Linked DNA regions of Homo sapiens: region 2 is linked to region 1. The links are chromatin contacts, found by Hi-C in ENCODE. All regions are on one chromosome and are shown on one strand. Each heading gives the region's core, a stretch centred on a gene start or an enhancer-like site at or near the end of the contact. The rest is flanking DNA. Distances are from core to core; before and after follow the strand shown.

The links. Hi-C counts contacts between places; a loop is a spot of excess contacts on that map. Pooled maps may share reads with other maps.
Region 2: a map of CD8-positive, alpha-beta T cell shows a loop between it and region 1 (19-fold over the local background). The contact joins the promoter of NEK11 here to the promoter of ALDH1L1-AS1 in region 1. A Hi-C loop is called at or near these places in 3 of 168 maps with a recorded cell type or tissue (B cell and CD8-positive, alpha-beta T cell) and 5 of 50 pooled maps.

What each region holds. Positions count from the first base shown.
Region 1 is chr3:126,082,929-126,085,541 of GRCh38, reverse strand. ALDH1L1-AS1 (ALDH1L1 antisense RNA 1) reads right to left here and starts at 1,327. Exons shown (of 8, transcript NR_190231.1): 1 at 1,090-1,327. It overlaps SLC41A3 (solute carrier family 41 member 3), which reads left to right and starts at 1,418. Exons shown (of 11, transcript NM_017836.4): 1 at 1,418-1,449. RefSeq lists silencers at 1,071-1,620, 1,661-1,770.
Region 2 is chr3:131,025,559-131,028,171 of GRCh38, reverse strand. It overlaps NEK11 (NIMA related kinase 11), which reads right to left and starts at 1,295. Exons shown (of 18, transcript NM_024800.5): 1 at 1,166-1,295; 2 at 170-242. ASTE1 (asteroid structure-specific endonuclease 1) reads left to right here and starts at 1,347. Exons shown (of 6, transcript NM_014065.4): 1 at 1,347-1,665; 2 at 2,578-2,613. RefSeq lists enhancers at 986-1,175, 1,256-1,315, 1,456-1,695.

The DNA of each region.
Region 1 (2,613 bases), core at 78-2,577:
CCAAAGGGCGATCTGGGGCTCAGGAGAACTTAACCAGTTCCATCGGGGGAGAAGCTAGAAGTCTGGGAGGCTTCAATGGGCCCCACTGGTATCTTCGCTCCGAGTTCAGGCAACTCCTTTGGGGTCCTGAGTCTTCTCTGAGGCCCCACGCTGGGTGCCAAATTATTGTGGAAGAGTCAAACTCTGTAAAATATTTGAAGAGATTTATTGTGAGCCAAATATGAGTGACCACAGCCAGTGACACAGCCTTCAGGAGGTCTTGAGAACATGTGCCCAAGGAGGTCGGGGTGCAGCTTGGTTTAATACATTCTGAGGAGGCATGAGACTTCAAGTTAAGTTCATTTAAGAAATAAATTTGTTTGATCCAGAAAGGCAGGAAAACTCAAAGAGGGGGAGGGTGGTTCTAGGGTATAGGTCAACTTAAACATTTTCTGGTTGACAATTGGTTGAGTTTGTCCAAAGACCTGGGATTAAAGAAAGGAATGTCTGGGTTAAGAGGTTGTGGAGACCAATGTGTTTTATCACGCAGATGAAGTATTCGGATAGGGTAGCAGGCTTCAGAGAGAAGAGGCTGTAAAATGTTTCTTATCAGACTTAAAGTCTGTGTTGATGTTAATGCAGGAGAGGGATAATGAGGCATGTTCGGCCTCCACTTCCCCTTATGGCCTGAACCAGTTTTTCAGGTTAAATTCTAAAAGTCCTGGCTGAGGAAGAAGTCCATTCGGATGATTTGGTGGTTGGGAACGGGGAGGTGCCTTATCATTTATTTTTTGGTTTAAAATATAATGATATATTTTACCAAGTCTTGTGAACCATCAGGCCTCCCTCAGGCCCGGACTGGGAATTGCCAATTTCGTTAGGTGTGACCGTAATACTATGAGAATGTTTAAAAAAATAGGCCTTACTGATTAAACATACTCGAGTATTTAAAGGAGAATTTATCCACTGGGATGCTTTAAAATTACTCTGGGAAAAAAGGGAAAACGAAAGGCATGTGTGGGGTGAAGCACAGACTTGTCGTTGTTGTTTTTAAAGCAAAAGGCGGGTCCCAAGGGAAGTTGGCTGTCGGTGGGTTCCCGTTCTCCGTACCTTTCTACCTTGACAGCTCCATAATAAAACCTGCAGCCGCATAGGCGCCTCTCCCGTAGCGCTCCCGCGGGGGCGCCAGTGGGGCCCCAGCTGCGAGGAGGGCCCGGGCTCGCGAGACTCGGTCCCCCACTTCCGTCCCCGCGATCCCCGGCTCCCAGCCCCCCGGGCCCCCGGCGGGGCTCTGCGCTGCCGGAGCTTGGGCGTCTGCTGCTGTCCCGGAGCGCCAAGTCGTCCGAGGTCCGGCCGCCCGGCCGGGGCGGGGCCAGGGAGGCCCGGCCTTCCCGCTTCCTGCCTGAGCCGCAGGCCCGCCCCTGCGTCCTCCGCCCGCCTCTTTCCCGCCGCCGCCTGGGAGGGGACCCGGTAAGCGCGGCCCTGTTCCGGGCGGGGTTGGGGCGGAAGGTGGGGTCAGCTGGGGCCCAAGGGGGGTCGGGGAGGCGCGCGGGAGAGGGCGCCCGGGAGTGGGTGCGCGGGAGGCGAGTGAGCCGGGCGCCGGGCCCTGGGGGCTCGGCGGGAGGGGGAGTCAGGTGGGGACCGGGATTTGGGGGACTCGGTGGGGGAAAGGCGCGCGGGAGATGAGGTAAACACGAGGGGTCGGAGGGGCGGCCTGGGGCGGGGTGGGGCCATGCCTGGGGTAGGCCACGCCTCGGGGAGGCCGGGAGAGAACCCAGGCGCTGGGGGTCGCGGGGGAGCCGGCCGGTCCTACCCTTAGGTGTCTGAGGCCGCTCCCCACACCGCTGCGGTGTGCATTCAGCGGCCCTGTCTCCTCCTTCCTGGCCTGCTCAGGGCACGGCTCCTGGTTGGATGTCACACGCGTGACTCCTGCAGCGCCCGCGCGCAGGGACCCCTCGCTGCCTCAGCCAGACCTCCCGCCAGCCTCTACCACAGGCTCAGCCCACTGTCCTGGGTGGGCTCGGTGCAAACCTCTGGTGAAGAAAACCTCCTGGGGGTGCCCAGCCGGGAGTCTGTCTCAGAGTCCCACACTCTCTCCATCCAGGAGAGCCGGTGGGATAGGTCTCTTTAAAATCCCGTTATTTATTTGTTTATTTTTTCCTCTTTCTTCCAGTTTTTTCCATATGACTTTAGTGATCAAATCCCACTTTTTTTTAGAAGGCTTTTTTTACACCAGTGGTTTTCAAACTGTGGTCCCAGGACCAGCAGCACTGCCTTTCCTGAGATCTGCTAGAAATGCGGGTTCCCCAGCCCCACCCTGACCTTCTAAATCCTAAACCTTGGGGGTGGGTCCCCATACTTGTCTTTAGCAGGTCCTCCTCGTGGTTCTGACCATTGATCTGAAACCTTAGGGCTTTGAGGAGTCTGAACTGGGGTTGAGGATGGGCCAGGTGCCCTGTGATGATAATGCATGACTCCATTTAATCTTCACAGCCCTACACAGTAGGTAGTATTACCCCATTTCACAGATTAGGCAACAGAGGTACAGAAAGTTTAATTTTTCCAAGGTCACAGACCTAGAAAGGGGAGGAGCTGGGATTCCAACCTTGGGTTCCGGCTCCAGAACATTCCCAC
Region 2 (2,613 bases), core at 46-2,545, 4.9 Mb before region 1:
GTTACCAGCTTTTTCTTTTCCCTTCCAAAGACACGTTAGTAAAATCTGCTGGAAAAACAACTACAGAGCAGGCCTCTAAATATACCTTTTGTTTTTACTTCCCCTTCACTGTCATAAAAGTGATGCCGTCTGGCCATACTAAGCTGTTCAAATAAATATATGGACTTACAGACTTTCCAGCTGAAAAGGGTCCTTCAGGTCACTCAGTAATTCTCCTTATTTTAAAGATGAGATTAAGGTTCCTTTTAGAGAAGGACAGAATTAGGGACGGACAGAATGAGAAGTTCACTTCTAGCGGCTCTTATTTTAAAGGACAGTCTAAACCCAGCAGTGCTTAAGTAGTCTGGTCCAGGCTGCAGAAGACTCTGGGACTAGGTTCCCTCCCGCCCACCCTCACAGACTCAGCCCTGCCACCCCCATCCCAGTCCACTTTTAGGTCATCCATTCCATTAGTCTCCTCTGCGCAACCATAAACCTACCCAAGAATGTGTCGCATTGTCTAGATTCTAGAACTATCTGTTCACTTGACAACACGCTCCCCCTCGAGGTTTGAGTGAACTTGGGCACTGCGAACACATCTTCTTTATTTCTGCATCCCCAATCCCTGGCATACCTCCTGGCATATACTAGGTGTTTAACAAACCTTGTTAAGGCAAGTAAGTGTCCAGCAGATCAACTGCCGCCCAAAGGAGAGAAAAAAGGTTAGTTAAGAAAGCTAGATGGGAACTTGGAGAAAGTTACTACCTTGTGCAAACTACCCGTTCTCGGTGAAACAGATCTGGCTGGGGGCAAAAGACAACGGAAGGAGTATTTATCACAAGTTGAAAACCAGTAGTTATCTTCCCAGGTAATAAGAGGAAGGCAATTTGTCACCAGTTTCTGCTACAGCACAAATCTACCTTTAAAGTAAATCTTAACCTTAAGGTAAAACGAACAATTCCTTGCTTCTTCACCTTTTTAAACATTTACATTTTGGCAAAGCAGGTTAACGTTTATTGAGGGGCACTGAGACTGGAGTACATCCGGAGGTAAGATGTCCAGGAAAGCGAGGAGATCGCAGCCATGGCGTCCTAGAGATTCGGAACCCAGCCCGGGCAGCTTGAAACCATTACCTTCCCCCTCGCAGGGGAGCCTGGCTAGCCCCAAGGAGGACAGTTCGCTTTACCTTTCCCTGTCGTGGTCGGAGCGGCGCCCGGGGCTGCCCAAGTCTTGCGGGTAATCGGGCAGGCCTCAAACTAGGGGCAACCACACCCACCGAGCGCCAGACACCGCGGGCCACGGCTGTTTGGAACCGTGGCCAGGGAGACGGCGCGGGGCATACTGGGAAGTCGGGGCGAGGCGGCACCAAGGCGGAAGTGTTCGCCGACCCAAGTAGGCGGAGAAAGCAGAGGAGGACCGGCGGGCCAAGCTTTCCTAGCCTGACAGCAGCCATTTCGGAACGTACGTCCCAGCCCTCTTTAGCTACTTAGCGCCTCTGGGCCCGAGAACACCTGCTCCTTGGCTCAGTCTGGCGCCACCGGCATCACGGAACTGTACTTCCCAGAGACGTCACACCGGGAGACTTCCGATTCCCGCTCTTGAGATTGGACTCTCACGTGCAGGAGCCAGTCCTCGCTGGGCTCTAGCGGGCTTCTGATGGAGGAGCTACTCCTCTGGGAGGACAGAGTAGGTGGGCTCTGCTGCAGGTCCGGGCGGCGGGTTGTGAGGGCCGAGGTGGCACGGTGTATGAAGGCCTGTGTTTGAAGACTTAGGTCAGACCTTTTGCCCGCCTTTCCCCTATGCAGCTCTATGCAACTGTCTGTGCAAGGTCCTGTAATTTGCGTAGGACGCCTTGACACAGTCTCTGCTTATGGACGCTTTACAAAACTATCTTGCAAAGAAATAAGTACTATACAGGATAAGGTTCTGAGATACTGACAGGGCTGGAACTAGGGTGAGATAAGTGTAAAATGTAAATGGATGCCAATAAAATTCAGTAATCAAGGTAAGTTTTAATGCAATCTCTAAAAATCAAAATTATAGCAAAAAAAATCCATGACTGACAAAATGTCACGATTTTAAGTAATAGTAACAGTACCGTGCTGTGCCATATTGAAGCCCGAGGTGTCAAAAGAAAAACCATCAATTCTGATCCTGCGAGTTAAGTTAGCCAGGTGAGGAAGCGTAGCTGGGCCAGATATGCAAAATAAGATGATGAAAAGAGCTCGTGGTTAGGGGTGTAACTGGATAGAGGGGTTCCTAGAGGCATGAAGCAGTTTTCCTTATACCAAAAACTATGCCAATTAAGAAGGGCCCACAAATCCAAAGCCTGAAAGAAGTTCCGTGACTGATTGTCAATACAAAAGAAAAACTTGATCCTTATCATAGGTCCTACACACCTTACTTTACTGAAGCCCAAATGCTTTGTGATTATGAGATGAATATGATATCTTTTTTTTAGCTTAGGACTTTTTACTTTGACCCCACAAAACAAATACTCTGTGCTGTAAGATGTTGACTATTACCACTTAAGAATCAAAGTTCACAGAACTTCTATACTGGTGTGTCAGTAATGGACTTCAACTGATTTTTCTTTAGAATTAGCAGCAGCCTCTGTCACCATCCAAAGATTAC